Linked DNA regions of Homo sapiens: all the other regions are linked to region 4. A link is a loop called in an ENCODE intact Hi-C map of the cell type or tissue named here. Cell type or tissue: dorsolateral prefrontal cortex. All regions are shown on one strand. Region 1 has its middle 140 kb from the start of LINC01739. Region 2 has its middle 61 kb from the start of LINC01739. Region 3 has its middle 24 kb from the start of LINC01739. Region 4 overlaps ATG4C (autophagy related 4C cysteine peptidase).

What was found. A loop is a pair of places that touch in the nucleus more often than their neighbours do. Peaks named below come from ENCODE experiments on the same cell type or tissue, not always from the same donor. Only the 100,000 strongest peaks of a DNase experiment are listed, where the experiment ranks them.
Region 1: a loop joins it to region 4, with 6 times the contacts of the local background. A loop is called at or near these places in 19 of 110 quality-filtered maps.
Region 2: a loop joins it to region 4, with 2.5 times the contacts of the local background. A loop is called at or near these places in 2 of 110 quality-filtered maps.
Region 3: it touches region 4 in a loop (12-fold over the local background); 7 of 110 quality-filtered maps call a loop at or near these places.

Annotation. Positions count from the first base shown.
Region 1 is chr1:63,144,459-63,152,458 of GRCh38, forward strand. No RefSeq gene overlaps it. Among named protein-coding and RNA genes, the nearest start is that of LINC01739, 140 kb to the left of the region's middle. In dorsolateral prefrontal cortex, a CTCF peak has its summit at 4,784 (motif pointing left); a DNase peak (open chromatin) is centred at 4,823; H3K27me3 peaks cover 370 bases.
Region 2 is chr1:63,069,660-63,077,659 of GRCh38, forward strand. No RefSeq gene overlaps it. Among named protein-coding and RNA genes, the nearest start is that of LINC01739, 61 kb to the left of the region's middle. In dorsolateral prefrontal cortex, a CTCF peak has its summit at 4,557 (motif pointing left); a DNase peak (open chromatin) is centred at 4,552; H3K4me3 peaks cover 1,102 bases; H3K27me3 peaks cover 1,796 bases.
Region 3 is chr1:62,984,911-62,992,910 of GRCh38, forward strand. No RefSeq gene overlaps it. Among named protein-coding and RNA genes, the nearest start is that of LINC01739, 24 kb to the right of the region's middle. In dorsolateral prefrontal cortex, a CTCF peak has its summit at 4,774; no DNase peak of the experiment used is centred here; H3K27me3 peaks cover 1,049 bases.
Region 4 is chr1:62,838,322-62,846,321 of GRCh38, forward strand. ATG4C (autophagy related 4C cysteine peptidase) reads left to right here. Exons shown (of 11, transcript NM_032852.4): 10 at 3,107-3,226. Among named protein-coding and RNA genes, the nearest start is that of ATG4C, 58 kb to the left of the region's middle. In dorsolateral prefrontal cortex, CTCF peaks have their summits at 3,450 (motif pointing right) and 3,656; no DNase peak of the experiment used is centred here; H3K27ac peaks cover 1,569 bases.

The DNA of each region.
Region 1 (8,000 bases), 310 kb after region 4:
AAAAATTAGCTGGGCACATGATATGGTTTGTCTCTGTGTCCCCACCCAAATCTCACCTTGAGTTGTAATAATCCCCACGTGTCAAGGGTGGGACAAGGTGGAGATAATTGAATCATGGGAGTGGTATCCCCCATGCTGTTTTTGTGATAGTGAGTGAGTTCTCACAAAATCTAATGGTTTTATAAGGGACTTCCCCCTTTGCTCAGCACTCATTCTCTCTCCTGCCACCCTGTGAAGAGGTGCCTTCTCCCATGATTGTAAGTTTCCTGAGGCCTCCCCAGCCATGCAGAACTGTGAGTCAATTAAACCTCTTTTCTTTATAATACCCAGTATCAGGTATTTCTTCATAGCAACATGAGAACAAACTAATACAGTGTGGTAGCACATGCCTGTGGTTCCAGCTCCTCAGGAGGCTGAGGTGGGAGAATCACCTGAGCCTAGGAAGTCAAGGCTGCAGTGAGCCATGATTGTGCCACTGCACTCCAGCCTGGGTGATGAGAATGAGGCCCTGTCTCAAAAAAAAAAAAAAAAAAAAAAGAAGAAGAAGTAAAGATTCCTTCATTCAAATGCATCTGAATGGAGCTTAAAGTAAAAATGAGGGCTGGCCGCGGTGGCTCACACCTGTAATCCCGGCACTTTGGGAGGCTGAGGTGGGCAGATCATGATGTCAGGAGTTTGAGACCAGCCTGACCAACATAGTGAAACCCCGTCTCTACTAAAAATACAAAAATTAGCCGGGTGTGGTGGCTCAAGCCCGTAGGCCCAGCTACTTGGGAGGCTGAGGCAGGAGAGTCGCTTGAACCCAGGAGGCAGAGGTTGCAGTGAGCTGAGCTTGTGCCACTGCTCTCCAGCCTGGTGACAGAGCGACACTCCCTCTTAAAAAAAAAAAAAAAAAAAAGATATCTTTTTTTTTTTTTGAGACGGAGTCTCACTCTGTCACCAAGTTGGAGTGCAGTGGCATGATCTCGGCTCACTGCAATCTCCACCTTTTGGGTTCAAGTATCCTCCTGCCTCAACCTCCCAAGCAGCTGGGGTTACGGGTGTCTGCCACCACGCCTGGCTAATTTTTATATTTTTAGTAGAGACGGGGTTTCACCATGTTGGTCAGGCTGTTCTCAAACTCCTGACATCATGATCTGCCCACCTCAGCCTCCCAAAGTGCTGGGATTACAGGTGTGAGCCACTGCGCCCAGCAAAAATGAGATCCTTTAAGAAGCATACCATGATCTCCCTATTTAAGACTGCAAACCATGCTCTGTAGACCTCCCAAACTCCTTTACTCAGCTTTATGCTTTATTTTTTCCACAAAACATATCACCTTCTAACATACTATTAGTTTATGTATGACTTCTACATGCATATAATTTTAGTTAAAATTTATTTATTATGACTATTATTTATTATTTGCTCTTCTCACTAGGATGTCAGCATCATCACTAGAGTAGGTATTTTTGTCGTTATCAATCACTCACCATGAACAATGCTCGCCATATGCCAGGTGCTTGATAAATATTAGTTGAACTGAATGGAGGGAATTCTTAGTGTCTAGATTTTCCTTAACACATATTAAACAAAATATATTTGTTTTAGATACCAAAGATGACAAGTTCATTCGTTGTTTGAGATGGGATGTTGTGTAATCCAAATTTTCTTCTGGGCTTCCCTACTTGTCAGCTAGTAAGACTTCCTCCCACCCTTAGGCTGGTTTCTCAATTATTAATATAAAAAGGGTCATGGTCCTTGTCCCTCCATCAGCAGCAAGGAGTCAAGAATTTGTCCTAGTCCTGAAGGAGACCAGCCCTTTTATAATTTTCTAATGGGAAAAAGAAATAGAAGCGGCTTATTCATCTCAGAAATTCTGCAAAAAGGACTGGAAACCTGGGGATTCAACTGGCTCGATTTGCAAAAATGTGCAGAGGTGATATTTATTAAGCACTTGACACTCCAGAGAGAACACTGCTGTACAAATATGTCATGCCGCTTTGAACACAAGCAAAGCAGGAATCAGATTCTATCTCCTTGCTGTATCCCAAGCCAAGGTGACTGTTGTAGCTTCATCTCAATGTATTTATATCTCATCACCAACACTGATCACCAAGGGAGCCAGCCCTAAGCTGAGCTGTAAAGATTGTATAGGGAGTATTGCTCAGACGCACTGTACACCATGCCTGACTTATACCAATGAGTTTCAAGGCTCATGCTTTCCAGATGAGCATCATACTCTGTGATGAATAGTAAGAACAAGAATTCAGATTGCAATGAAGACAAAAAAAAAAAAAAGTAAAGAAATGCTAAAATTATTGAATGAGACTCTCATGTGGGAAGCTGTCCTCTCTTCTCCATCTCCAATGCAAAGGCCACAATTCATTCTTATCATCTCTTACCTGAATTACTATAGCAGCCTCATCGCTGTGCTCTCTACCTATAATTGATCCTGTATATTGCAGACATAAGAACCTTTCTAAAATGCCTACCTGAACTCATGGCCCTCTTCAGTGGCTTCCCAGCTATCCCAGGAAAACTCCACAGCATGACCCATAAGTTTCTCCATGACCTGACCCCTGCCCATCTCTCCAGGCTCATCACCTTCCACTCCTCCACACACACCCTATGCTCTAGCTATACTGAAGTAGTTGCCCTAATGTACTCAGTACTTTCATGTTTCTCCGACTTTGCATGTGCTGTTCCCTCTGCCTAAATATTTTTCCTGTACTTTTGCCTACTCAACTCATTCATCATTTGAGATGTGTCTCCACTAGATAGTTTCCCTTGATATAATCCTATCCTAGTCTGAATTAGACAAATCTTTCACGCCACAAATATTATTGCATACTTACTAGAGAAATAACAATGTGGCAGTTCTTTAAAAATAATGGCTATAGATTCATTGCCAATCCTCCCATTGAGAGGCAGGGTCCATGTCTCTGAAATCTGTGTAGGCTTGAGGCATGGACATGATGCTATGTGACTTCCATGGTGAGATCTTAAAAGGTCCTGCTGCTTCCACCTAATTTCTTGACATATTCACTTTGGGATGATCCATTTAGGGACACTTTCTCTCAGAACCAACTTCCATGCTATGAGAAGCCCAAGTCACATGGAGAGGCCACACGTAGGGGCCTCTGGTCTTCAGTCCCAGTGAGCCTACCCTCTGAGTCCTCTCTGACCAGGGGCCAGAAAATTGAGTGAATATGCTCACAAACTATTCCAGCCGTCAGTCATTCAATTTTTTCCATCCGGGACCCCCAAGACATCATCTGAAGCAGGGATAAGACATTTCTTCTAGTGTAGCAAAATTCTAAGATTGTCCCCAGAATTTACCCCCCATTCATATCCTGTGTAATTCCTTCTCTTTTGAGTGGGGGGTGGGAGGATGATAACTATGATAAGATATCACTCCCATGCTTAGGTTATGCTGTATGGCAAGGTGAAGGGATTTTGCAAATATCATTAAGGCTCAAATCAGATGGTTTGGGTTGACAAATAGGAAGATTATTTTGGGTGGGCCTGGCTTAATCAGGTGAAAGTCCTTAAAAGAGGTACTGGCCCTTCCTGAGGAGAGAGATTCTTTTGCCAGCCATGGAGGCTGCCATGTTGTGCAAGGGCCACATGGCAATGAACTACTGGCAATCTCTGGAAGCTGAGAGGGGCCCCTGCTTACAGCTGGCAAGAAATTACGGACCTCAGTCCTACAACCTAAAGGGCCTGAATTCCGCCAACAACGATGTGAGCTTGAAAAAGGTCCTCAGCTCCAGCAAGAAATGCAGCTTGGCTAACACCCTGATTGCAACATTGTGAGACCCTGAGCAGAGAAGTCAGTTAAACTGTGCCCAGACCCTTGACCAACTGAGATATTAGATATATGATATTTTACACTGCTAAATGTGTGGCAATTTATTACATAGCAATAGAAAAGTGATATACCTATTGGGCCCTGTCTGAATTCCTAATCCACAAAATCTGTGTGCATAATGAAATAGTTATTTTATGCCACAAAATTTAGGGTTGTTTATGTGGCAACTCAATAGATAACTGAAATAAGCAGTTATTGAAAAAGACAAAAGTCCCGTCCTCATTGCATTATTACCCCTTGTGAGGGGGAGAAAGACAATAAAATAATAAGTAAAATATGGAGCATGTAAAATAGGGACAAGTGCTAGGAGATGAATGAAGCAGAAAAGAGGGGTGATGATTTCTGGGGGTGGTTTCACTTTTCGACTGAAATGTTCAGTCTAGATATTCAAAATACTTAACTACAGGTGGCAAAGAACCCCAACCAGGCAGAACAGATGCTGACCATGGTACTAAAACAGGCCCCAGAGGTCCCCCACTATGCTAGGCATTCATTGCTTAGTGTGAGGATCATGTATTTATATGTATGTCCCTCAATGCAATAGGAATAAAAAGTCCTGGTATGTAGCATCACACCTCATTCATTAATTAATTTAACTATGGGCTAATCCAATGTTAATTGAATGCCTGTTGCATTAGGCCAGGCAGAGATGTGGAACTCCATGAGCACATCCTACTGAGCTCTAAGGTTTTATTGTGCAGCTGAGGAAGTGATACATACATGAAGAGTACTAACCTGCAGCAGTGCTAAGTTTCATGTATACTATTCTATTTCTCTGTCTCACCTACTATACAGTGGCTCCAGGAATAGGAAAGAGAGAGAAGCTGAGATATCAGAAATGCTTCTGGAGGTGTTGGAAATGGAGCTGAATCTTGAAGGATGGATATTTCCATTGGGGACCTTATTCGTCTTTGATTGCCCCCTAGTGCCCAGCACAGGGAATGTAAATGTGAGGAATGTGTGCCACTACTAGCCCCAGCAGCAGACACAACTAACTGATGATGGCTCTGTTGCCAGCTTAGCCCAGACTCAGCCTGAGAGTCCTTCTCAATACATGTAGCCACTACTAAAGGATCAGAGATGACACAGGAAATAAAACCTGAAAGTCGTTTCTGGGAGCTCCCTGCCTTGGGTGGGGTAGTTGCTAGTATTAATCAACAGTACACCTGGGGGGAAAAAATCTCTAGAAGCAAAAGCTACTCTGGTGAGAAAGAGGATAGTCTAGGAGGAAAGTTTTGTACCGTGTGGAAGCTCAGGTTTATCCCTTCACCCATAAGCCTCCTTCATTCACAGAAAGGCAGTCTTGGTTTGTGGTTTGAAGTCAGACTGAATGAGGTCCAAATCCTGATTTTTTTTCGTTTATAATACATATGATCTGAAGTAAGTTAATTCATCTTTTTAAATCTCAGTTTTCTCATTTATAAAATGGGAATAATAATACCTATCTTGTATGGTTGTCCTAAGAATGTTTAAATCAAATAATGTATAACATATATAAATGTTTTTCTACAAATTTAGGCATACAATAAATGGCATAATATTTTATTAAAATAAATCCAGCTTCAGGCTGGAAAGAAATTCAACTTTGTCATTATAGGGACTCCACTTCACACCCCCATCTCCATAAGGGCACAGAATCGCAGTAACTTGCCCTTCACAAGGACGAACCCCACAATCACAGTAACTTTCCCTTCACAAGGACAAGCAGAGAACTTTTCTTCTGTCACTTTTCAGCCCTATCTCACAGCTTGAGGACAGCGAAAGCCCAATAGCCACCAACTTAGAAGCAGGACCAGAAAAAATACAGTGGAAATTAAAACTAAACTAATATCTCAACGAACTGTCTTGCTACACTAAAAAGCCTCTAACATACTCCTTGACACATGGCATATGCCAATTATTTTTTCAGTTATTAAAATATACTTACAAGTCTCTATCATTTGCCAGGCACTATTTTTGAACAGAGGGTTTCTCAACATCAGAACTGTTGACATTTTGAACTCCATTCTTTATTGCTGGGGATGGGGAGGGATCCTGTCCTGTGGACTGTCAGATGTTTAGCAGCATCCTCGGCCTCTACCTACTAACGGCCAGTAGCAAGTCCCACCCCAGTCTTAGCAACCAAAAATGTCTCCAGACCTTACCAAATGTTGCCTAGGGAAAAACTGCCCCTGGTTTAGAACCCCTGAATGAAATAAATGAAAGAAAATTCCTACCTTTATGGACTTTACATTCTAGTGGGGGAGATAGACTATAAATAAATGTAACAATTTCAGTATGGAGGGATGGAGGGGACTGATAGTTCCTTTCCCCTCTGCTTCTCTGGGTAAATAAGAGCCAAGAACCATTCTGAAGACAGAAGCACAGGCATCAGTCCCTGATGAGAAGGAATTTCACTGGTAAGCAAAAATCAGACAAATGGAAATTGAATTATCTGAAATAACATTAGAAAGAAAAAGGATAATCATTTACATAACCATATTGAAGTATCAGTATTCTTCTCTTTTGGACATATTTCTGTGCATGAAAAGATAACCTCAGGATATCCACACACTAAAGGGATAAATTTCTCCTCCCTTCTCTCCAGCTTTGGGCTATTATTTTGAACACTTAGGGAAGAATTTAAAGAGTGCCCCCATTCAATGAAGCTTTACATTATGAAATAAGGCAGGAGCACATAAGAATAAAGAGTTATTTGGAAAATCGCTGAAATTATTTTTATCACAATGTCACTTAAATGCAATAAAATTTAGTTTTAAACAACTAGATTTAAAAATCCCTTTATGTACATAGCTTTTGTACAATTTATAAAACCAGAGCAAATTTATAAATTAAATATAAGCAAACCACATAGCTAATGAAGTTCAAGTTATATAGTGGCAGTAGTTTTGCTAAAACTAGCTTGCCATTTGAAACATGTCCAGGTTTTGTGTAGCATACCAGTAGCCCTCAATGCTATGAGATGACTCGGCTCTCCCACCTGTTTTTCTCTTAGAATTGCAATGAAACCTTTGCCCTTAGATGTGCGGTAATATAATTTGACCTTCCTATAGTGTCAACACATCATTTTCTTATTAGGTCTGCTTCTTCCATTCCTTCCTCATTAGCCCACTAAAGTCATCTAATTTAAACACAAATGCCTTCACAGAGAGGTACCACAGAGCAATATTAGGTTATAAGGTGGTAATTTGAGTGTTCAGAATATGCTTCTACTGCCGTTTTTCTCTTCCTTTGTAGGATTATCATTAAAATGGAAGCCCTAAATTTAAAAGCTCTTCTAGAAAACTCTAGGACCCCTATTAATACATCCATGAAACCCTAGACCCTAATTTGAAAGGTACTGGTATAATGGCTAAAGGCATCAGAATCAGAATATCTATGACTCAAAATTCTGGCTCCATCACTTATAAGCCATGTGATTTTGAGTGATAAATATACAATATCTCCTATGATTGCTGCATAAAACACTTTAAACAGTGCCCAGCACTTACCACATGCTCAATAAGTGTTAGCTATTTTGACTAGTGGCTATTACTAAGGAACCACGTGTCACCCCAGATTGGCTCCCACTGAAATTTACAACTGAACAAAACAGTCCTGGAGCAAAACTGTGAAGTTGTTTGTCTCTGCTTCCCTTCCCCTGCCTTCTCAATGCCCCTCTCACCCCTTAGATTTCTAAACATACCACCACCTGAGACACCAGTCTAACTCCCAGTTAACCATCAGCTCATCCTTCTGCCTCTCTTCATCCCACCTCTATTTCCTTCCAAAATAGGGTAGAATGGTTATTGGTAGACTTTCAAAAATCATTTATTGAGCAACTACTATGTGCTAGGCACTTTGAATACTAACTTTATTTAATCCTCTCAATAAGTCAGCAAAGTAGGCATTGCTGATCCTCAACTGCAGAAACCACTGCATCTCTAATGTCAGGCACAATCTCTTGGAAACAAGAAAATCTCAATCAGTGTTCATTGAATGAAAGAATGTCACCTTGCCTGAGGTAATAGAGCTAGTAACTAGAAAAGATGGGCTTCAACCCCAAAATGGATTCCATGGTTTTTAATGCTCTTTCCTCTGCACCAGAGGTCAATACACTTTCCGTAAAGAGCTAGATAGTAAACATGTAGGCTTTGGGTGCCATATG
Region 2 (8,000 bases), 230 kb after region 4:
TCAGTCACCACCTTGTTTATGTCCTGGGGATTTGGCTTAGTCTGAATCAAAAATATATATCTGTTCATATTAAATACAAAATGACTCTTGGATGTCCTCCTTCTCACATTAAACTGCATAACAAACACTAACATTCAATCTATGTAAAATTAATGAGTTGGTGGTGTCTTGTGTCTGTGTTTAATCAGAAAATTACATTTGGAGTACTTGAAAGCATATTAATTGAAGTTTATCAAGAAGGCAGTAGGTATTTAGACACAAACACAAATGCAAAATATATCAACTCATGCCTGTAATTATCTATCACCATTGCCTTGCAATTCTAGTGCCTTTAAATAAAAATAAAACATAATACATGCTTGAGCCATTTTAGACCTTAGAAATGTTTCATATATTTTTCCTTTTAAGCTTGATTGAGTTATACAGTTAAACACAGAGAATATGCACTTACTGTTGTGTTGATAAATGGAAGCATTAGTAATTGGCATAGAATGCTTCCCCTGATGTTATTAGCTACAAATTTCTGAGGTTAGAATGAATGTAAAACATTCTTTTACCCAGATTGATTCTTTGCATAAATAATTAGAAAAAACAAGCTCTTGACACAATAGCCTCCATAAATGCCATCATAACTATAGAATATGCTTACAGACCAAATATAGCAATGGCCAACTTTGGCTTCAAACTTGTTTTCTCAAATTTGGCCCCCAGGGAAATACAATAGACTCAGCTGATACATGTGGCATCTCATTGTATCACTATATCCAAAGAACCTATTAACTCACTGGATAGGCAAATATTGGTTTGGCTTTCTCAAATATGGAGATGAGATTCTTTTTTTAAATTTTTTAATTTCCTTAGCTGTGTCTCTATGATTTCTTTTTCTCGTGCACCTTCTTTCAGATTTAAGAATCTCTGTCCATATCCACCAAACATGAGGCCTGAAATAAGTCAGTGAAAAACTTGGCAATCTCTAAGTATCTGAGTGTTTATCTTTCTGGAGGTTTCAACACCCAGGAGTTTCACTGCTTTTTCTTTTTTCTGTTTTTTTGAGACAGGGTCTCACTCTGTCACCCAGGCTGGAGTGCAGTGGCACAAGCACGGCTCACTGCAGCCTCAACCTCCCGGGCTCAAGCGATCCTCCTACCACAGTCCCCCAAGAGCTGGGATCACAGGCATACACCACCATGTCCAGCCAATTTTTAAATTTTTTTAGAGATGGGGTCTCACTGTATTGAATAAGCTGGTCTTGAACTCCTGGGCTCAAGTGATCCCTCCACCTTGGCCTCCCTAAGTACTAGGATTACAGGTATGAGCCACCACACCCAGCTTTAACTGCATTTCTATGTGTTCACTAGACATTGGGCAGAGTATGGACAAGGCCACTCCATTCAGCATCTCTGAGATCAGCATCCTCACTGAGGTCAGCCCTTCCTATGATCCTGCACAAGGAACAAGGTGGGGCTGTTTCAGAGAGTTCCTCTCAGCTCTCCGAGACTGGGGGCCCGCCAAGTGCTTACGGTCCTTTAGGAACTCTGCTAAGTCCTTGACATTCATCATCTCTTTTAATCCTCATAATCAACCTGTGAGGGGGAAGTTATTTCCTTGGTTAGCAAATGAGGAAACTGAGGCATGGATCAGTTATGTAACTTGCTCAAGATTCAGATATACAAGAAACTAAAATGAGAAAGAGAGGAAATTGCTTGGGCTAGAAACGACAGAGTTGGTATTGGAACCCAGGGCCATAGACTTCTAAACACACTCTGTACTATGCTGTACTATCTTTCTTATGATACTCATGCTATGTATCTTCCTATAGCCTATACATTTTTTTTTAAAATCATGGAATTGCACATCTAACCCTTAGTAGTCTGGTTTTCTAATCCTTTCCTTGGGAGGGAATCAGAATATTTTATTTATTTATATCAGGGATCTGGATAGTGAAATCTCATGCTTTTCCCTTAGCATCCAACTTTTCACTCCCTTATGTGTATATGTTATCATGTATATTTTGCTTATTACATTTTATTTGTTTGCACAAGATTTCTCACAAGAAACACAGGTCTTTGCCTAACAATATAGCCAGTGTTTATGAGCATAAGCTCTCAGGATAGACTGGTTGGGTACAAAAACAAGCTCTCCCATTTATTATTCAATCTTGGGCAGGTTGCTTAAGTTCTTTAAGTATCAGTATCTCTGTCAGTAAAAAGGGGATGAGGATGACGGTAGCTATCTGTGGATTAAATGAGAATGCAGAGCCAATGCCTGGCACAGAGTAAGAACCTACAAGCATGAGATACTGTTGTCTGTATAAGCAGCAGGCTTTAACTCAAGACTATGCAAAGAAGACTGACTAACCATGGGACTCCATTCTCTCTTGCTCACTTTCCAGTTAACTGGAAGATAATCGAGATCCTTAGATTCATGGGCAGAACAACATCATCTCCAAGGATTAGGGCAAATAATGGAGTCATAATGAACTGGAAGCAGACAGATTGTCTCAGTTCTGACTTCAGCCCTACCATTAGTGACTCTGGGCAAGCCACTCTCCTCATTTGGCCTTCAGTGTCCCCTTCTCTCAAACAAGGGGAGATCAGCCTGTCCCCAGAGGGTCCTGCCAGTGTTAACATTCTGTGAAGTATCCAAGCCTTCGTGAGTGAGTCCTCGCTTCTAAGAGCTTGTAATTTCCATGCCCCACCTGAACACCACCACCCAGTCCAGGAAGCCAGGAACCCAGGCCATTTCTGAACTTTTCACTTGAATACCCAGAGCAGCTGCTAACACCCCCAGCCGAGCCCCACACCTCCTTAATCTAAAATCCTCATTAGTTCCAACTGCAGGCCATCTATTACCTTGTGCTCATAATGGGAGTTAATTTCTGTTGGGATCAGATGGTCTTCCCCCTGGAAATTTTTATTCATATTTCTTTCCTGTTTTGTGATTCTCAATCGGAGTTTTCTAATAACAGATCATTTCTTTTTGTCTAACTTTAATCTGGTCCTGCTTGACAAGCCCCATCCTTTTCATTGAAGGGTAAGACCACTTAAAGGAAGGCCAATAAGCCCTTGCGCTGCTCGGCCGGCTGGGGTGATTTGTCACCCGGTGCAGTGGTGGTCACACCAATGGATTTATCTCAAGGTAAATGGAGATGCTGAGACCCGGGACCCGGAGCTTTGATTAAGGCGCCCTTTTTGTAGTGTTGATAGATGTTGCTTGTGTTTATCTATTTGAAATGCCACTAAATCTGTGAATACAATGGAAAAAGAGAGTACTTTGCCGCTGAAAACATATTAGTGATTTATGTTTCAGTAAGAAGCACAATAAAGAGACAGAGGCTATTAAGAGCAGCTATTTTCATGAGAAATAGTTCTGCTTTAAAACATTATTAACCGCACCTTGATAAAGACTTACATGCATGCATAATCATGTTTACTTACCCCTTTAGTTTGGTGCAATATGCATTTGAAGCACACATTCTCCAAATATTCATAAGTTAGTCAGCAGAATATTTACAGCAAAAGACACCTTGCCCAGGACCGTTCTGCATGTAAATTTCCCTCTCTCAAGATACAGACACATAATAAACTTATCTAGGAAGCTTTGGAGTTTATATGGACTTCATATTGCTCAAAGCACTCTCAAATCCTTCACACCATCATTTGCTGTGTCTCCCCCACCCCACTTGCATTGTAGTAGAAATAACCAGTAAGGTGACACATAAAGATTATAATGCATGGATATAACTTATAACATGAATCAATGTCATCAAGACGCACCCATTTAAATGAATAGGGTCAGATGAGAGTGCTGTATCACCCTGACTTGTGTGACAGTTACAAATGCATCACCTCGTATGCATAATAGGAGTGTACAAACCAGAAGAGATTTGTAAACTTGGTTCATTTCAAGCAGAACTGACCCACAGGAATGGAAACCAGAGAAAAGGCAACTGGGTTGGAGCTGTCTGGAAATCAGTGACTCTTGTTGGGCTGTTTCACAAAACCCTAACGAGGATTTTGTGTCCTCCAGTCCACCAGGGAACTGAGAGCCGACCAACTCAGGCGCAGCACACTGGCTGCTTCCTTAACCACGTTCTCTTCTAAAGGGGGATAACGCGGAAGAGTGGGGGAGGGGGTAGATTTGAGGTGTGCAATTCTTACCACATCTGGGGAAAAAAACAAAAACAAAGCCAAGCGAAGTGGGCCTGCCAGAGTTAACTATGTTCACAGAGTGCAATTAAGTGTTTGGAAGGTTCTGTGCCGTGTGCTCTGATTTACGGCCGCGTTCCTGGGACGCCCCTTTAGCCGGGCGAACGTGGAGGGGGCCAGGCCCGGCCGTGCGCACCCTGGGAGCGGAGCCGGGCCGCTGGCGCTCCGGGTCTTGGGCTTGGCACCGCGGCGCACCGGGTGGCAAGCACAGCGCTTAGCGGAGGCCACACCTGCACCTCATTTGCTTCTGAGCAGTGCCATGACCCGCCTGCTGATGGGGCGCCTTCCCTTTCATCCTCGGGATTATGACAAGTTATTAATTGCCACCATTAGCCGCAGCAGCCTGCCCGAGATCTCTGCTGCTCTCTGGAGGTGAGAAACCGCGCATCTGAATGCCGAGGGAAGAGGCGCTGAGCAGCCAGGGCAAACGGAGCAACAATCTGCCCAAAAGGGATTGTGAGATGGTGAATAATTTATTAGAAAACATTTTTCTTTGTCCTTCCCACAGACCCACAAATCCTCCCCAAGCGCTCTTTACCAGCCTTGCAGATAATGTACTTACACATCTCAGAGCCTGCTAAATAGACTGAAGAGGCCATGGGGTTCACCTCCACACTGCGGCTGCCAGGACCGCGCTACCAGCCCGCGCGGCCTCTGCCAAGGGCCCGCTGATGGAGGCGAGGGAATTAGCTGATTTTGCAGAAGCAGATAGGAAAAGCCGCTGCCATGGCTACCCCGCCTTCTTCCCGGGCTCCTGCGTCCCGTATTGAGCCCGGATACCTGCACACATGCTTTATATTGGTCTAGAACCCTACAATTTCATTCCACACCACCAGTAGGTGTTGACTGAGTTTCTGCTGCGATAGAGAGTTGCTCGGTCCTTCCTTCTGCACACCTGGGCAGAGGTGAGGCCACACCACGTCCCCAGCCACACATGCATTCCTTTCACAGAACTGTGAGCCTGCTCTACAATAGATGCAGACCCAGACCAAGACCTCAAAGAGCTGGAAGTTAAATAAGGATACGCTAACGTGGACAAGTATATAGAGCACCAGAGAGCTCTATATTGAATCTCTGTCTGCTTCTCCAGCCTTATTTATTTCCCTCCTCCCTCCCCATCCTCAATACCCGTGGCCATCTGAGTACATTCACCAACATGTGCACACCACACACTCTGCATACATATACTCTAGCCAGACTGACCTATTTGGGAGGGCTATATGAAAAATTACCATTTGTATAGGTCAAAACCAGCTGAATATCAGTGATTTTATATGAGTCAACTGAAAATAACATACTTGTCATCTTTGGCTCTTCATCTTGCCTGTCTACCGAGAGCATCTTTCTTTGCCTGCCAAAACCATACTCACCCTTCAGAAGTCAGTGTATTTAGACATTCCTTCCTAGAAAAGTCCTCTTGGACATTCCCGCCGTCTCCTCCACTTTCCACCTGGGCTTCACTTTGATGATACTCTTCTGTATTCCCAATGTATCCTCCACCTGCCTTCTTTTTGATACTTGTTGCACTGTATCATAATGGTTGCCTTACCTTTTATCCTCTCTAGTCTGTGGCCCCTTGAGGGCACAAAGGATCCTATTTGAACGTGCATTCCTAGAACCTCACCCAGTACTGGCATATTGTAGATTCTCAGTAAGTTTGATGAATGAATAAATGAGGTGAATGAGAAGATGGATGCACAAGATAACAGGGGAACGGAAAAGAATCATAGACAGGGGAGATGGGACCAAGATTTCTATGGTAGCCAAGAAGGAAGGAGTTTTCATTTTATTAGGAGGTGCATAGACAAGATGTTGTGAAGTACTTCAGGGATTCTATGAGATCCGTACTGACCAAAGACATTCTCAGTCTCTGCTATTAAAAATAAAACAAAACAAAACACCTTTTTCCCTAGAATATATTTTTGTGGCATAGAGTAGACCCTCAATAAATAAATAAATAGTTATTGAATTTTAAAAGTGAATATGGAAGGACTATTAAGATTAGTTCTACCTAAGGGTAAAGCAATTAACTAATAAGAATAGTTTTTTTTAACTGAGTAGTTTTATTTTACATTATTTTATCGCTACAACTATGAAATTTGAAAATGAGGAAATTGAGGCTCAGAGAATTGTGTCCTATTCGGGATCACCCAGCTAGTGAGAGAGTCAAACCCAGGTCTCTCTCGCTCCAAAGCCTGAGTTCATGCCAACGATGCTACTGCAGGCTCTCCATTCCCAGAGATCTTCTTGAGTTAGAAATAACCATATTGTCTCAAAGATTTTGAAATAGCATAGTTTAGAATCAGGGCCAATCATAGGTGACATGAGTATCTTCCAAGTCAAGGCTTCTATGATGCTTCCTCTTTAAAGTATGATCGCCTCCTCTTTAAAGCCTTAGAGTCTTTTAAAATGATGCTTGGAGATATATATTTGTAGGGATTTGGTAGGTTAATTCAGTCATTCAACAAATCTTTAGTAATCACTTACTGTGTGCCAAGTCTCATGCCAAGCTCTGGAGATACAGTGTTGAATAGGTGTGTTTCCTGCCAACCTGGAGGACTGCTCAGATTCTGAAGAGACAACATCAAGCCTGCAGGTGCCAGATGGGCATCTTAGCTGAGAATGAATCAAGCAAAGATGAGGGAACAAGACCGACTGCCTCCATGTTTTGAGTTTGAATGTGCTTTAATGACAAGCATAATGAGTGTTCCGATCCTCCTGCTGTTACTGACAGCCCCAGTCTTATAGGTGAACTGAATATCAAATATAGGAGCACACACACATGCACATACACAGAAGACTAACATGTCAAAAAGAGATACAATCCTGAAGACCTATTAATCCATTTATTTATTTTATCTCAGCATTTTGAACACCCAGATGAGTCAGGCCCCATGCTGGTGCCAGCTACTGCACAACTACCAGTCTCTGCTCTTTAGGGGCTCACAGAACAGTGTGGGAGATGGTCTAGTGTGTAAAAAATTATACTTATTTGTGATCAGTACACTAACGGAGGGAGGAATCCAGTGTTCCAGAAGAGAAGAGGGAGCAACTAGTTCAGGCTTTGGAGGGTGCAGGAGAGCATGTAGATAAGAAAGGGTTTCCCCAAGACAGCATTGTGTTAGCTGGATGCTAAAGGATGCATGGGCCTTACAACTGGAGAAGGGGTGCAAGACAGCCTCACCCATGGGAAAAGGAAGATGAAAAAAAGGACAAATGCCCAGTGACTAGATGCTAAAGGAAGACTATTGGTTAAGTGGAATCATTCATTCATCCATTCATTCAGAAAACACTGAAGCCTACCATGCTGTTATGGACTGAATGCTTATGTCCTTCCCTGCCTCCTCTCAATTGCTACATTGAAGTCCTAACCTTTGTGTGGCTCTGTTTGGAGTAAGGAAATAATTAAAGTTAAATGAGGCTATAAGGGTGGGGCCCTCATCCAACAGAATTAGTGTCCTTTTAAGAAGAGCCACCAGAGAGCTCATACACACTTTCTCTCTGTGCACAGGCACTGAGGAAAAGCCATGTGAAGACACAGCAAGAAGGTGGCCATCTGCAAGCCAGGAAGAAAGCCCTCACCCAAAACTGACCTTATAGGCACCTTGATGTTGGGCTATTAACCTCTAGAACTGTGGAAACATAAATTTCTGTTGTTTAAGCCATCCAGTGTATGGTATTTTGTTATGACAGCCCAGGAAGACTAATATTCATGCTCCTAGCACTGTACCAGGTTTGGAGTAGCCAAAGACAAATAAGACCACTCACTTCTCTCAAAAGCTCATGGCTATA
Region 3 (8,000 bases), 150 kb after region 4:
AAAAGGAATTCAAGAAATACCCATTCTACAATACCTTGCCAGAAGGTAAGACTGAGGCCCAAGAAATTCACCTTGTCCAAGGTGATTATACCACCTGAAGACATGACAGAAGGCTTTGTAGTTGCTCTTTATCACACACTTGTTCTGTTCCAGTCATTGTGCTGGGCACTGCATCTACATTGCCTTTCACTCACAAGGAAAAGGATTTTTTCGCCCATTGTATAGATGAATAAACCGAGGTGCAGATACATCAAGAACACACAGCTTATTAAGTGGTGGTGATCAAATTCACTTTTATCTCCATCTAAAGCCTAAGTTCTTATCACCGTCCCACATGGCAACATATTAAATAGTGAGGAATGGGACGTAAAGTCAGTACTTCTCTCTTCCAGCCACATTTTCCACCTGTCAACCTTCCCCAAAGTTGAGTTCTAATTTAAGCCAGGCCAGCACTGTGTTGGTTACATCATGTTGACCCACAAAGAATTGCTTTTATTGTCTTCCCCTTTGGTGGGCTGTTGATGCTGCAAATTTCTACGAAGGAATAGACCTGTACAGAAGGCATCACTTCTGTGGGCATTTTATTGGAATGCTCTTTATTTCATCACAGAGTAGCCTCATTATGAGGAACCCTGGGTGAAATTCCTGTCTTTCTCAGTTCAGGATTAACTGGGCTTCTCCTAAGAACTCGGCCTGTGGGCATATTGTCTCTTGGATGCTGTAAATGCTGTGACTGATCAGGTTTCTCTTTTTGCACTGGTTGTTAGAGCTGTCTGATCCCAAATGTGAATCCCACCCATTGTGAACAGACAGAACTTTGTGGTATGCATTGCTGCGTTACAGTCTCACTCCTGGCTCAGTTTCAGGTTCCAAGTCCTACATCTTTTTTTCTCATCAATTTCTAATTTGTTCTTCCCTGATCTACTGTATATAATCTGACAAGGAACCTTGAATTGTTTTCAGAACAAGGTGAGGTATAAATAATTAAACAGAAATTTTAATTCCATGTTGAATCTCCAAACCATTTTGTAAAACCTGGTAATGGACTCAACCTGCACAATATTCCTATCGATCTTGACATAAGGAATAAGAAGCTAAGTTATAAACTCCTTACACAGAGCAGTCACCCTGGGAACACTGCAGGACCCAGGTGGGGACATCCAGGAGATGGAACGGTTCCCCACTGTCCCGTCCAAATGAACTAGGATGCCATATCCATCCTACCTAATTAAGGAGTTCTTGAAAACAGGGCCTTTTTCTTGATTTACAAACCCTCCTCATCATCATTTATAGTGCACTGATATGTGAAGGCAGGGAGGAGAGACACTTAAGGGAAGATGGGTATTTCCTTAGATGACATTGGTGAGGGCAAGTGTCACCTTCACACAAGCACCTCCGCTCAGATAGCTTGTTAAGAGTTAGGTGGCAGCGGATGGAACATGCTGTACTTATCGACAAAGCACTGATATTATCCATATTTGTACAGAAATTCAAGGACAGGACATAGATCAAGTGAGCCCAGTAGCATGTCTTTAACATTTGCTAAAAGATAAGCCTGCTGTTGGTTTTGATGCATAAGAAACTAGGGAAATCCAGTTTATTTGGGAAAAGGGTTTTTTGCAGATGTAATTAATTTCAGGATATAGAGATCAGATCATTCTGTATTATCTAGGTGGGCCCTAAATCCAATGACAATTGTTCCTAATAAGAGAAAAGTAGAGGAAGATTTGGGACACACAAAGGATTTCTGGCGATGAAGTCAGAAGCAGAGACTAGAGTTACGCAGGCACAAGCCGAGGGGCGCCTGCAGCCACCAGAAGGTGGAAGAGGCAAGGAATGGCTCCCTCTTAGAGCCATTAGAAGCAGCTATTGCTCCTAGATTTCAGACTTCTGGCCTCCAGAACTATGAGAGAATAAATTTCTGTTGTTTAAGCACTAGGTTTGCACCTTTTGTTAAGGCAGCCCAAGGAAACTAATACAGCCATCAATTCCCTCCAGTCCTCATGAAGCTCCCTTAGACTACAATCTTCAAACCTCCTTCTTCATCGAGTTCATTCCAGTGACTGCATCCATCCCCCTGAAGCTCTCACCCTCCAGCCTGGACTCCTAACTGTGCCCACACTCCAGATTCTCAGTACTGCTCCAGACAGGTGTCAACCCGAAACCCAGATCACCATCCCTCCCTTTTCCCCTCTGTTCCTGCTGTCTGGCAAGAGAAACAAATAACTATGAAGATTTGGCCCCCAAGAGTTCTTACTGTCAAGCTTCAACTTACTGCCCAGGATTAAGAATACTTCTCTTTCATGTGCTTCGGTCAGAAGCTTCCTGATTTAATCTTGCACAAGAAGACTGAGCCTACTGGGTGTAGGTTCTAGAACATTCCCTGTACCCCACATTAAGACATCTTTCTCAAAGGAGGAGATTTCTCTCAGTTGAAAACAACCGTTTACCTGACCCTGATGACCCATTTACCCCCTATTTTGTGTCTCTCCTTTCTTTGTGGGATTTCTCAGGCCAGCCATTTATGCCAACTACCTCCATTTTGTCCTTACTAACAGTTTCCGTAACCCACGACAGTCTCACTGTTTTCTTTACAAATAGGGCTCTTTCTCTCTCTCTCTCTGATTTGTTGCTGGAGAAAATTTGCTTTTTCTTATCCTTAAAAAAAAAGAAATTGCCGGGCGCGGTGGCTCACACCTGTAATCCCAGTACTCTGGGAGGCCGAGGCGGGCAGATCACAATGTCAGGAGGTCAAGACCATCCTGGTCAACATGGTGAAACCCCCTCTCTACTAAAATACAAAATATTAGCAGGCCGTGGTGGTGCACGCCTGTAGACCCAGCTACTCGAGGCAGGGGAATCTCTTGAACCCGGGAGGCGGAGGTTTCAGTGAGCCGAGATTGTGGCACTGCACTCCAGCCTGGTGACAGAGCAAGACTCTGTTTCAAAAAAAAGAAAAAAAAAAAATTGGCTGGGCATGGTGGCTCACGCCTGTACTTCCAAGTTTTGGGGAGGCCAAGCGGGGAGGACCGCTTGAGCCCAGGAGTTTGAGGCCAGCATGGGCAACAAAGTGAGACCCCCATCTCTAGAAAACTTAAAAAATTAGCTGGGTGTGATGGCGCATGTCTGTGGTCCCAGCTATGTGAAAGGCTGAGGAGGGAGGATCATCTTGAGCCCAGTAGTTCAAGGCTGCAGTGAGTTATGACTGCACCATTGCACTCCAGCCTGGGTGACACAGCGAGACCTTGTCTTAAAAAAAAAAAAAAAAAAAAAAAAAAAAAACCCAAAAAACAAAACAATGAATACATAAATGAATAATAAATAAAAATTTCAGCTACTGCCTTGATCTTCTTGTCTCTCTGACAATGACTCCTGGGATATTGCACAATTCCTAATCACCTTTCTTCTCTCCTGCCTCTCTGACTATTCCCTTTCTTTGCTGTCTCCTCCTCCTCCTCATGCCTCCAAGGGTGTCCTTATTGACAAAGCACTGATATTACCCATATTGGTACAGAAATTTAAGAACAGGACATAGATCAAATAGCCCAGTAGCATGCCTTTAACACTTGCTAAAAAGGTAAGCTTGCTGTTAGTTTTGATGCATATGAAACTGTCTGTCTCCTCTTCAATCTTAATACAACTCCTCAGAAAGCTCGCCATTTTAATGACTGCAATAGTCACAATATTAGTCCTTATTCCTAAACTTAGGTGTCCTGTTTCACACCCCAGTGCCAGTCCATGTCATTGCCAACTGGGTATTTTTTACAAAGATGTCTCACATCACCTCAAACTCAAGCTATCCCATATCAAACCAACTTCCCTATCTCGGTTTCCACCACCCAGACTTTTCTTCATCTTTTCCTTCATCATGAGTCTACTCAGATACCTAGTCTTGTCAGCTTTTCCAATAAAGTTTTGCTCATACACTCTCTCTCTTCACACTTTTGCCCGTTCCAGACCTTCATCACTACCCACTTTTCACTATGCAAGGCACTGTCCTTATTTAAACATGCCCCCATCTGCTCCCAGTAGACTGCAAGTTCCCCAAGCACATTCATTTTGGATCTCTGGTGCCTAACACAGATGTAAGCCCATTGAGACTCAGTAAATGTCTGCTGACTGCATGAAGAAATGAATACATAGATCACTGCCTGTATTAGTCTGTTCTCACACTGCTGATAAAAACGTACCCGAGACTGGGTGATTTATGGGAAAAAAAAAAAAAGAGGTTTAATAAATTCACAGTTCCACGTGGCTGGGGAGGCCTCACAAACATGGCGGAAGGTGAAAGGCACGTCTTATATAGCAGCAGACAAGAGACAGAAAAAGAGCCAAATGAAATGAGTTTCTCCTTATAAAACCATCAGATCTCATGAGACTTATTCACTACCAGGAGAACAGTATGGGGTAAATTGCCCCCATGATTCAATTTTCTACCATGGGGTTGCTCTCACAACACGTGGGAGTTATGGGAGCTACAATTCAAGATGAGATTTGGGTGGGGACAGAGCCAAACCATATCACTACTGGAGCCTCTCTTACCTGGTCCCTTCCTCCCTCCCTCAAATTGTCTTGTGATCCCTGCATAATATACTCTTATTCTTAAATCTTGCATTCTTTTAAGATCTTGAAGAGTAGTCGTCATTATTCTTATTTTATAGATTGAGGAAACTAGAAGCTCAGACAGGCTAAGCAACTCACTCAAGGTCCCAGAGCGAGAAAGTGGTAGAGTCTGGATGGAATTCCATGCTTTTTCATTTGGTATGTGCTGCCTCCTTTGGGGCAGTGGTGGAAAATTATGTTGGGTAGAAAATCCCAAATTATACAGGACTTTGAAAGCCAGGTGGAGCAGTCTGAACTTGACCCAGATAGGACTAGTCTTCAGTAACAGAGGGGCGACAGTACATACTTCTTAGCGTTGTTTGGAAAATCGAGGAAAAGCCCATATAATACAAAGCAGCCAAAATAAAGCCACCATTGTAGATTCTCAAAGATGGTAAAGTTATTACTTTTAATGTTTTGTTTGTGCACGTCTTTACTCCCAGCTAGATTAAAAGCTGCTTGAGGGTATGGGCCACAGGTGATATTTTTCTTTTCTTATTTTTATTTTTTTGAGATGGAGTCTCACTCTGTCGCCCAGGCTGGAGTGCAGTGGCGCAACCTCTGCTCACTGCTACTTTCATTTCCCAGGTTCAAGTGATTCTCCTGCCTCAGCCTCCTGAGTAGCTGGGATTACAGGGGCCCGCCATCACACTCTGCTAATTTTTTGTATTTTTAGTAGAGATGGGGTTTCTCCATGTTGGGCAGGCTGGTCTCGAACTCCTGACCTCAGGTGATCTGCACACCTTGGCCTCCCAAAGTGCTGAGATTACAGGCATGAGCCACCATGCCCGGCCCTTTCCTTTTCTTTTTAAAGATTTGTGTTATTTATAGTGGCTAAGAGTGTGACCCTTGGGTCTGGCAGGCACAGCTTGGGTGTCCTCTCTACCAACTCTGAAAATGCAGGCACAAGTCTGTCCACCTTGCTGTGCCTCAATTTCCTCGTTGGTAATTTGGGTTTAAGAATAGTGCCTACTTAATAGATTACTGTCAGGATTGAATGAAATAGTATATATAATGTGCTTGCCACATTACTTTACAAAATTACTTTCGTGCCTGCCACAAAGTAATTCTGAATAAACAGTAATTACTATTACTTTTGAATTAATAGTAATAGTGATAATAGTAATAAAAGTAATAGTAATAGTTATATAGTAGTTATACTAATTAATACTATAATACTTATAGTAGTTATACTAATATAATAGTTACTACTTTTATAATTGTTATATTTACTTTTATGATATTTTTGGCTTGAAGGGAAATTTCTTTTAGAAGTCAGGGTTAGAAATAGCTTCATTGCTCTTGATGGACTGCTGCTTCTCATAGCTATACAAACTAGGTTTCTCTGGCTGCCAGGTAGCTCAAAAGTAAACTTGAAATTTAATCATGGCAGCTGTTAGATACTAGTATTCAGAAAATATATCTGACTTCTCCTTTTTTGAGTTGTATTTCCTACTTCCATCTCTGTTTCTCTATTTCACTAGTATTGTAAGCTGCCTTTCAAAGCACTTCTCTTTCAGTCATTGCTTTTCACCCTCTTCTTGGTCATGGTCCCCTTGACTGAACCCTCTCTCTGAGAAATCTACATGTATGTCCTAACTCTCCCCACTACAATTTTGCATCTAATTTTAGGACACTCCTGGGCTTCCCAATGTCCTCTCCAAATAGAAGCCCCTGATTTAGGTGGTGACTGGATAAAATAAAAGAGAGAGGAGACAGGAGGAGGTGGGGCGGGAGTGGAGGGATTAGGAAGAAATATCACAAAACCTTAGCTTTGAAAGAAGCCTGTGAGTCATGCATGTGACTTCCCTCGGGGCTGGAATTCCCACTCTAAAACACCTGCTGCTAAGGGACTAATAGCTCTTCTTCCCCTTGCACCTGGGGGAGGCTCCTGCTCCCAGAACAGTCCACTGCAGAACTGGCAGCACTCCCTGGCAGAATGCTTCTCCTTCCTCTGCTGAATTGGCCACCTCATCCCCTACAGAATCATGCACACATCTGCAGGCACCTCTTCAGCTACCGGAAGACTGTTTTCATGGTTGCTAGATCCTTCTCTTCTCTAGAGCAAACAGCTGCAATGCTTTCAGTCCTTTCTTACATGGTAGGGTTTCACGGCTCCTGCCTGATTTGGTTGGTCTATACCTTCTGTGGGATCTGCTTTTCAAAGCTGCCCTTCTCGCGTGGGAGTGGAGCTCAGGAGCCATATTTACACCATGTCCCTCCACCCCCACCTCCCACCTGTGGCTGATGGAATCCAGGAGAACCCTAAACCTAGATAAGAGGCCAGTCATGCATTCTCCCCTGGACATTTGGAATTGGATTCAGGGTCACTACTTAGTTTCTGCTGGTCTTTTGCATGCAAAGATGTAACCCTGCTGTCTCCTCTATGCATTCAGAGGTGTCTGCATAGTGGAGAAAGCCAAGAATAAAGTAGGTTTAGAGGCAGAGAAGAGAGTGCAGGTGGCATTGGAGAGGGAAAGAGAAAAGAGAGTAATTGCTAGTTCTGGACAACTCTCCAGTTCCTGGTTCCATTCTTCTTTCAATCTTGGCTGCCCTTTTGGGTTCCATGAAATATCCCTGTGACCTTGTAATAAATGCCCCTTTTCGGTTTAAACCAGTTGAAGTGAGTTTCTGTTAAGTGCAAAGTCAGTCTCCTCCTCTCCTCTCCTTTGTCCCCCTCCCCAGCCCTCCCTTCCTCTCTTCTCATTTCTCCTCCCCATAATTCTTGGGTTCTCATGACTTTCATTTATTTCTATGCCTTTCCACCGTCCACATTTGCCTTGCTGCAGATCAAATCTCTCTAGCTATTTAATCCTGAAGCTCTGCTTCTCTTTTGAATAGGGAAGCCTGGTCTCTCATTCTAACCTCACAGTCTACAAGGCAAAAAACTCCTTTTCCTTTAAACCTCCTTCACTGGCCACTGAGATCAATCAGTCCTGACTTTCGTCCTTGTCTCTGGCTTCCGATTGTCCTCCAGGAGTTTCAAGATCCCTACATATTTTGTAATCCTCTCTCCAACCATGGCCTCAAGATCTGCCTGTTTCCTCTTAATCTCCACAGCTATATTGTTGCCCTTGTTTGTGATTACTGGGATGTTGTCCTCCCTAGTCTGTTGGCTAGCAGCTTCCTCCACCTACTGTCACTTTACAATGCTTCCAAAAAATGATACTTCCAAACAAGATGTTGCCCTATCCGCATAAACCTGATGAAGATGGCTGTATTCCATTACCCAGCTATGGTCACTTTAAGCTTCTCTGGGGGTGTTCATGTTCTGGTGCACCTATGATTAGAAAGAGTGGAATAGTCACTGTCCTGATCAACCACCTTTAATGCCTCCTTATTTTCCTCAGGATAAAGTTCAAGCTTCTTAGTCTGACAAAGTTTTTCCACATCCTGAT
Region 4 (8,000 bases):
AAAATTAAAAAAAATCTTAAGTGCATAGCTCAAAAATTATCACGAAGTGAACATAGCCCTGAATTAGGAAAATATTTGAAAGTTTAACTTGTTCTGCAATAGACAACGATTGTGAATTGTAAATTCATGTTGGTTGGCCTTTGAATCTTCTTGGATGAACAAAATGATATGAATGGCCAGGCATGATGGCTCCCGCCTGTAATCCCTCCACTTTGGGAGGCCAAGGCAGGTGGATCACCTGAGGTCAGGAGTTTGAGACCAGCCTGGCCAACATGGTGAAACCCCGTCTCTACTAAAAATACAAAAAAATTAGCTGGGCGTGGTGGTGCGCACCTGTAATCCCAGCTACTCGAGAGGCTGAGGCAGAGGAATTGCTTGAACCTGGGAGGCAGAGGTTGCAGTGAGCAGAGATCGCACCACTGCACTCCAGCCTGGGCGACAAGAGTGAAACTTCATCTCAAAAAAAAAAAAAAAAGTTTAAATGATATAAAATGCCTCTCTGTTGTATGAGTCCTAGTGCTCATGCCGCAATACCCAATATCAGTTTAAGTGATCAGAGATTTATATCTGTGTTTTTGTGAATATTTTAAAAGTTCTTTGTAGATATTAAAACAACCATGAATAACAATTTAGTGTTTGTTATTATCTATGATGGTTGTAGTCAGTACAGTGAGATAGTAATAAGACTATTCTGGTTTAGTATTATTGGTTCTTACATGAAAAGCCTTTTAAAATTAAAAAATTTTTATTTTCTAGAGATGGAGTTTTGTTCTGTCACCCAGGCTGGAGTGCAGTGGCACCACCATAGCTCACTGGCACCTCAAACTCCTGGGCTTACGCAATTCTCCCACCTAAGCCTCCTAAGTAGCTGGGACTATAGGTGAATGCCACCACACCTGGCTATTTAAAATTTTTTTTTAGAGGTGGGGTCTTGCCATGATGCACAAGCTGGTTTCAAACCTCAGCCCTCAAGCAATCCTCCCACCTCAGCCTTCTGAATTTCTGGGCACAGGCATGAGCCTGACTCAAGTTCTTACATGAAAACTTTTACCAGTGCTTTAGTATAATATAGAATACCCTTTGTAGATGAGTTCAAAAATATATTATTAGACCATGTACAAGCTTTTGGCCCTCCTTCTTATCCCCAACTGGTAAAAAAGTTAAGAAACATTCCTTGTGATTGTCTTTCGAATGAGCTGGGCAAATGGTTATTTGTAGATACCATGTATGTAGAATAATTTCTTATAAATATGACTTAGAACTGTGCCATATACCCTAATATACTCATATTCCTGTAAATTGTTAACTAACCAGTTTGTTTAGCTTTTCTGTGCTTTTCTAGTTCTGTTTTAAATATTTCTTTGCTAATGTAACAGGTAGATCAATGTTAGAAAAAGTCCAACTAAGATTATACTTGTATTGACTAGTGCCATGGAGGTTCCAGTTTAGCTAGGTTGAATCTCAGTATATAAAGTAAGTTAGCTAAGCATTTTGCAGAAGTCATAGTTTTGAAAACTCATATTTTGCCCTATATTGAGTGACATATTGTTGGATTTGAATCTAATATGCAGTTGAACTTTTCATTGGAAAAAAAAGCAGCTTGAATGTATATATTTTGCATATCTTTTGGTGATGATACGGGATACAAATTGGGTCACTAGGATGTACAGGGAGAGAAAGAGTGATTTTAATTGATTTCACCATGAACATAACAAATATGACAACTTATTTTTTCCACACTTTAATAGATAGCATGAAGTTAAAAATCCCTTAGTTTTAGGCATTGAATGTAGGGAAACTATAATTTTATGAGCTCAAATCCAGCTCCCCTCCCCTCCCCTCCCATTAATGGAGTTGGAGTCTTGCCCTCTTGCCCAGGCTGAAGTGTAGTGGCACGATCATATCTTACTGCAGCTTCAAAACTTCTGGGCTCAAGCAGTCCTCCTGCCTCAGGCTCCTGAATAGCTGGGATTGTACATGGGAGCCACAGCACCCAGCTCCTAGATTATTTCTTAATTGAGCTTGTTCTTTAATTCAAAAATTTCCCACACTTATCTCCCATCTGCCCAGTTCTCTCCCTTTACCACAGACTTGTTAATTTTTGTATATCCTTAGTTTATTTATATAAATATGAATATACAGTCTTATGTTCTTTTTAACACAAACTTATTTTTTCTACATACAGAAAAAGACTTGGTCACTTCAGTGATTTTTAAGGACAGGCTAAGCATTTAAGCATTAAAAAAATTTTTAAACATAGTACTAAGGTGTGATTGTGAGGAACAAAAAGATTGCAGTGATTACTTTTATATTCTGCCCTTTTTCTACTTTTGTATTCCCTAAAGATGCCAAACTCTACTAACAGCCAAATCCATTAGCAAGACAGTAGAGAAACTAGGGCAGCCTCCCCAGCCCATTTATATCTGTGGCACTGTGTCTATTGGAGAAAAGTGAACTAAAGAGACAAAAGGACTGATGAGAAAGAGGGCAGGGACCATAATGGAATGGTTTCACCTGTTCCAGCCTGTTCCCTGAGAAGAAACAAGAATTAAAGCACACTCAAAGAGAAAGTTGAAGAATACGCAGTTATGTACTAATTGTGTGAATTGCTAAAACCCTCAAGTTGACCTCTTTTTATGTCAATATAGAACATTTACCTGAGTCTGTGTATTTGTTTAAAAAGTCTCGATATCCTTGTTAAAAGGTTTATAAACATTAACCCAAAATCTCCAACAAAACAGACTTAACTGCATTTTAATAGAAATGGCTAACTTGATTCTAAGCCTCATACTTTTTTCATGTCTTTTTCATGTTTTCAAGTGTTAGAAATGCATACCACTTTTGACACACTTCCTTTCTTTTGCAGAATGGCACTAATATCACAAAAGGTTGAAATTTGGTGAATTAAATATATAAAAATGTTGGCTCTTATATTTTACAGTTTTGCAGAGTGGAGAGGACCATCTGCGTAGGATGAACTAAAACACCATTTGAAAATCATGTTTATAGTGATGGGAAAAAGCTAGATAGAAAATTTTAAATAATAGTTTTATATATACTTGTCTATCAAAGATAAATTAATCCTAAAGAACTTTAAAAATTACAGACATTCCACTGCCCTTCTCCCAAAAAGATGTCTTTTCGAAAAATGGATCCCAGCTGTACAATAGGATTTTACTGTCGAAATGTTCAGGACTTCAAACGAGCTTCTGAAGAAATCACCAAGGTATCTTTATTTAAAATATTATATTTGTAAATGACCTAATTTTATTAGAAACAGACTGTCAGAAAGCAAAAACCTGTAAATTATAATTTTTTATAAAATTTCCTCTTGAATGTTAATATTATTAGGAGTATTGTGAATTGAAAAATAAAGCCATTTGAGGAATCTTAGCGTTTGAGGCAAATGAAATCTAGTGACAAGTTGAAAGTATTGATTGGTCCACTAGGTGGCACTGTTGAAATAAAAATCCTGTTGCAAACGCTAGACCGGTCCAAGCAATTAGGTTATATTCTATTTGAAGAAGATTTTAAAAGGGCAATCCCTTAGGGGTAGGAAAAAAATTAATGAAGTATTTGATCAAGCCAAATTGTGCATTATTTCTTGTTAGTCCAAGTGCTTCTTTGATTTTTTTAAAAAGAGAAATGGTATTTTTGGATTTCTCAGAACTGCTTTATCAAATGAGCTGTGTTTTTACCTTTCAGTAAGCTTGTCTAATCTGATCTATTCTACTTATAGGATCCTTGAAAGAGGTTTATTTAACTTCTTCTCATTACATTTATACTTCTACATTTTTTTGGTCCTTGAGTACTGCTAAAACATTTATGGAACCTTAATATCTGTCTCTATGTAGTATTTTAGAAAATAAAAAAAGACTGCTTTTTAAAGAAATACACATAGTTTGATAGCTCTTTATTTGTACCAGTAGTTAGGCTATCATTTTATGGTATGTAAGACCAATACTCGTCATTTTTGGGAATTTTTTTTTTTTTTTTTGAGACTAGGTTTCACTCTTGTTGCCCAGGCTGGAGTGCAATGGCGCGATCTCGGCTCACTGCAACCCCTGCCTCCCAGATTCAAGCAATTATCTTGCCTCAGCCTCCTGAGTAGCTGGGATTACAAGCATGTGCCACCATGCCTGGCTAATTTTGTAATTTTAGTAGAGACGGGGTTTCTCCATGTTGGTCAGGCTGGTCTCGAACTCCTGACCTCAGAATTCTTCACTGGAACTTATATATAATAGTAACTTATTACTGCTTTATTTCCAGTTAATTTTATTCAGGAAAGTGGACATAGTAAGTTGAAATTTTATTTTTACAATGTAAAAATGGAATGATAAAAAATAAAACGTTTCATATAAGCTAGATTTAGTTTACTTGACCTGCCATATGAAAGAGGAAATTTAGCAGGAATGTGGCAGGAAAATGAATGAGGAAAGGAACAAATGAGATATGTGGGAACCATTCCATATTCTTCATTTCTCACAGTTGTTCTCTTTTCATTCTCCTTTTTCAACATGGAAGGCCAGGTGAACATAACAAAATATATATTTTTCATTTTTCCTCCTATTACTGGAAATTAGTATATGCATTTGTATATTTTAGTTTGACAGTTCTTTGTCTCTACAAAGTATCATGTATATGCTAAAGTATACAAATACAGGTGATATTGTGATATTTATTGATGTTGATGAACATTTTCCATTAAAAAGTCCCATTTCCCTGTTTCCATTCATGTATTTTCTATCTGGATGAAAATAAATATGTTTAAAACAGTAAAGCAGTTTACTCCTGGAATAGAAACAAACCAGATTATTATTACCAAATTAAAAAAAAAAGCAAAATTAAAAAATGTGTGCTGATATTTTCTAATTAAAGACACTTATGGCTTTTACATTGGAAAAATACTTAGAAATTATTATTCTTGAGCATCAGAATAATATGCATTAAGGCAAAGAGAAATTATGTTGAAATGTCTTTTGGAAGTACTGAGAATTTTGTAAGAATCAATTAACTTTGCTTTAATAATAGTGTTCTTCTTAAGTCAATAGCTTTTTGTAGCAGTATCAAAAACTCACCATGTCAGTTAATGACACAGTTTCTTTTGCCTGGAAGGTTATAAGTTAAGCACTTGCCTTTTTTTCTTAAAAACTGAATTTGGCAGTTTTAGTTCAATCATTGTTTTTAACCCTTAAAAATTAAAATAACTTAAAATTATTTGTTTCTGTATAAGATGTATCTTTTCAGTTTTCTCATTTTGAAAATGAAGCTGGTAGTCTAGAGTCTCATGTTTAATTCGTAATACCCTATGAACGAATAACTCCTTATGCTATATGATTTTAAAATATTAATAAAAATTGTTAAACCAATTCAGTGTTTAGCAGAATTCAGTCTAGCAAGTATCTGCATAACTATCATATACAGAGCACAAAATGACCAAGATACAATCTCTGCTTTTGAACAAGGTGTAAAACTTCCATCCTCAAGTAACGTTTATACTTCAGTAGGGGAAATAAGACAAGTAGACATATATTACATTGAATATGGTAAGCATCCATATGGAAATAGAAATAAATTGATAGAGGAAAGAAGAGGGTTGAAATGAGAGAGATGTCACATCTAAGTCAAAGTACTTTATTGTGATGGTCATATTTAAGAAGGGCTTTAAAGTATAGGCTTAATTTCTACTGGCTTAGGGAAAGAGAAGGTTACTTCAAGCTGAGGAAATACCAAAAGGAAAAGTATAGAAGGAAAGTGGAGAGTTTGTCTAGAGAATGGCAAGTAGTCCAACTTGGTAGGTGCCAAGGCTTCATATTAGGCAGGGTTTCTGCTTCTACTGCCTGAATCAAAATCCCTAAAGGTGTGGCCTGGGAGTCTCCATTTCTGGCAAGCCTCCCACACAGTCTTGTGTGCCAAATTTGAGAACCACTTGCATAAGACAGGGCAACCCAAGATGTGACACTTGATGTTGTTTTTAGGTGGCACTAGGACAAACATTTTAATACTTAACATTAACTGGCATATTAAATGTGTGACTTATTGATTTGTACAAGGCTATTTAGGTTAAAAATGATGAAAAGAAAAATATTCATTAATCATGATAGTGAAAGGGGTATATAAGTCTCTGAGTTTTGGGAAACACTGTTATAGGAAATACTGAAGGAAGAGTCTAGAAAAGTAGATTAGAATAATACTATGGAGAGTCTTGAATTAAAGCTGAAGAAGTTGTACTTTAGTAATATGTTGATTTTGTTAAATTAATTTTAAAATTTCAGGCATACAGAAATATAGAGAATAATATAGTAAATACCCATGTGTTACCACTGAGCTTAAGAAAGTTATATATATAATTAATAAGTGTGTTATCTTCCACCAATCTTATTCCTTTTCTTCCTTCTCAGTGGTAATCACTATCCTGAATTAGTGTATCATACCCATACTTTATATATCCATAAACAACACATATTATCTTACATTTATTAAATTTTTTGTTAATGATATTTTTATATAAAGAGATATATATTCATCTACAACATTTTTATTTAACAGTGAGTTAGAGATTATCTATGTAACCGTACATGTTGATCTAGCTTATTCATTTAAACAGCTGAATAGTGGTCCATTCTGTAATACACTCTTTTTATTTAAACTTTCTTTCTTTGATGGTCATCTGGCTTGTTTCTGAGAACTTAAAACTCCTTGTTATATTTGTTTAATTACAAATAATGTTTTAAATAATATTCTTGTACATATCTCTTTGTGCATATATAATACTTTAAGTAGGGTTACATTAGATATACTAGATACATTACAGTGGAATTTCTGGGTCATAAGATAAGCATATTTTTAGGTTTGCTGTATGTTGTTAAATACTCTCCAGAGTGATCATGCCAACCAGTATATAAGAATTTCTTAACATCCTTATCAACACTTGATATTGTCAAACTTTAAAATTTTAACCAATCTCGTGGATATGAATAGTACCTCTTTGTAGTTTTAATTTATATTTCCCTGATTGATACTAAGGTTGAATATTTAATCAAAGTTTATTGGCCCATTTGTTTCCTCTTTTGTGAATTTCCCATTCATTCTTTTTCTCTATTTTTTTATAGGGCTATTTGATATGAAGGAAATCTTTACAATTCTAGATACTACTGCTTTGTTGGCTTTATACGTTACAAATATATTCTTCTAGGCCGCTATTTTTACTTGTTAATTGTGTCTTTAATTTTAATATAGTCAAATTAATAATACTTTTATGGTTTTTGAATTTTGTATCAAAGAAATCTTTAATAAGCAAAAGTCATAAACATATTCTCCTATACTCCTTCCAGAAGTTTTATGTTTCACATTTAGAACTTGTATATGTTTTATTTATTTTTATTTATTTATTTTTTTGAGATGGAGTCTTGCTCAGTCACCCAGTCTGGAGTGCAGGGGCGCGATTTTGGCTCACTTCAACCTCCACCTCCCGGGTTCAAGCAATTCTCCTGCCTCAGCCTCCCTAGAAGCTGGGATTACAGGTGTGCACCACCACGCCTGGCTAATTTTTGTATTTTTAGTAGACACAGGGTTTCACCATGTTGACCAAGCTGGTCTTGAATTCCTGACCTCAGGTGATCCTCCTGTGTCAGCCTCCCAAAGGTAGAATCAGTAAGACAGCCACTTAGAAAGTGGTGAGGGAAAGAGAGAGCTCACAGACAAGTCTGTTTTACATCTAGGTGACCAGGGGAACAAATTAATAGTTCATTAATATGGTGATTCATTTAGTCAGCAAATATGTGAGTGTTTTCATCCCTATGACTCCACCAGAATTCCTCTTCAAGGTCACTAATGACCCTACGTTGCCAAGTCCATTGGTCGAATCTCAGAGTTCATTCTACTTGTCATAAGAGAAGCATTTGATGTAGGTGAACATCCACTTCACCCTCCTACACCTTCTTCACATTGGCTTCCAGGACACCAAACTCTTTTGGTTTTTCTCATTCTTTACTGGTTGC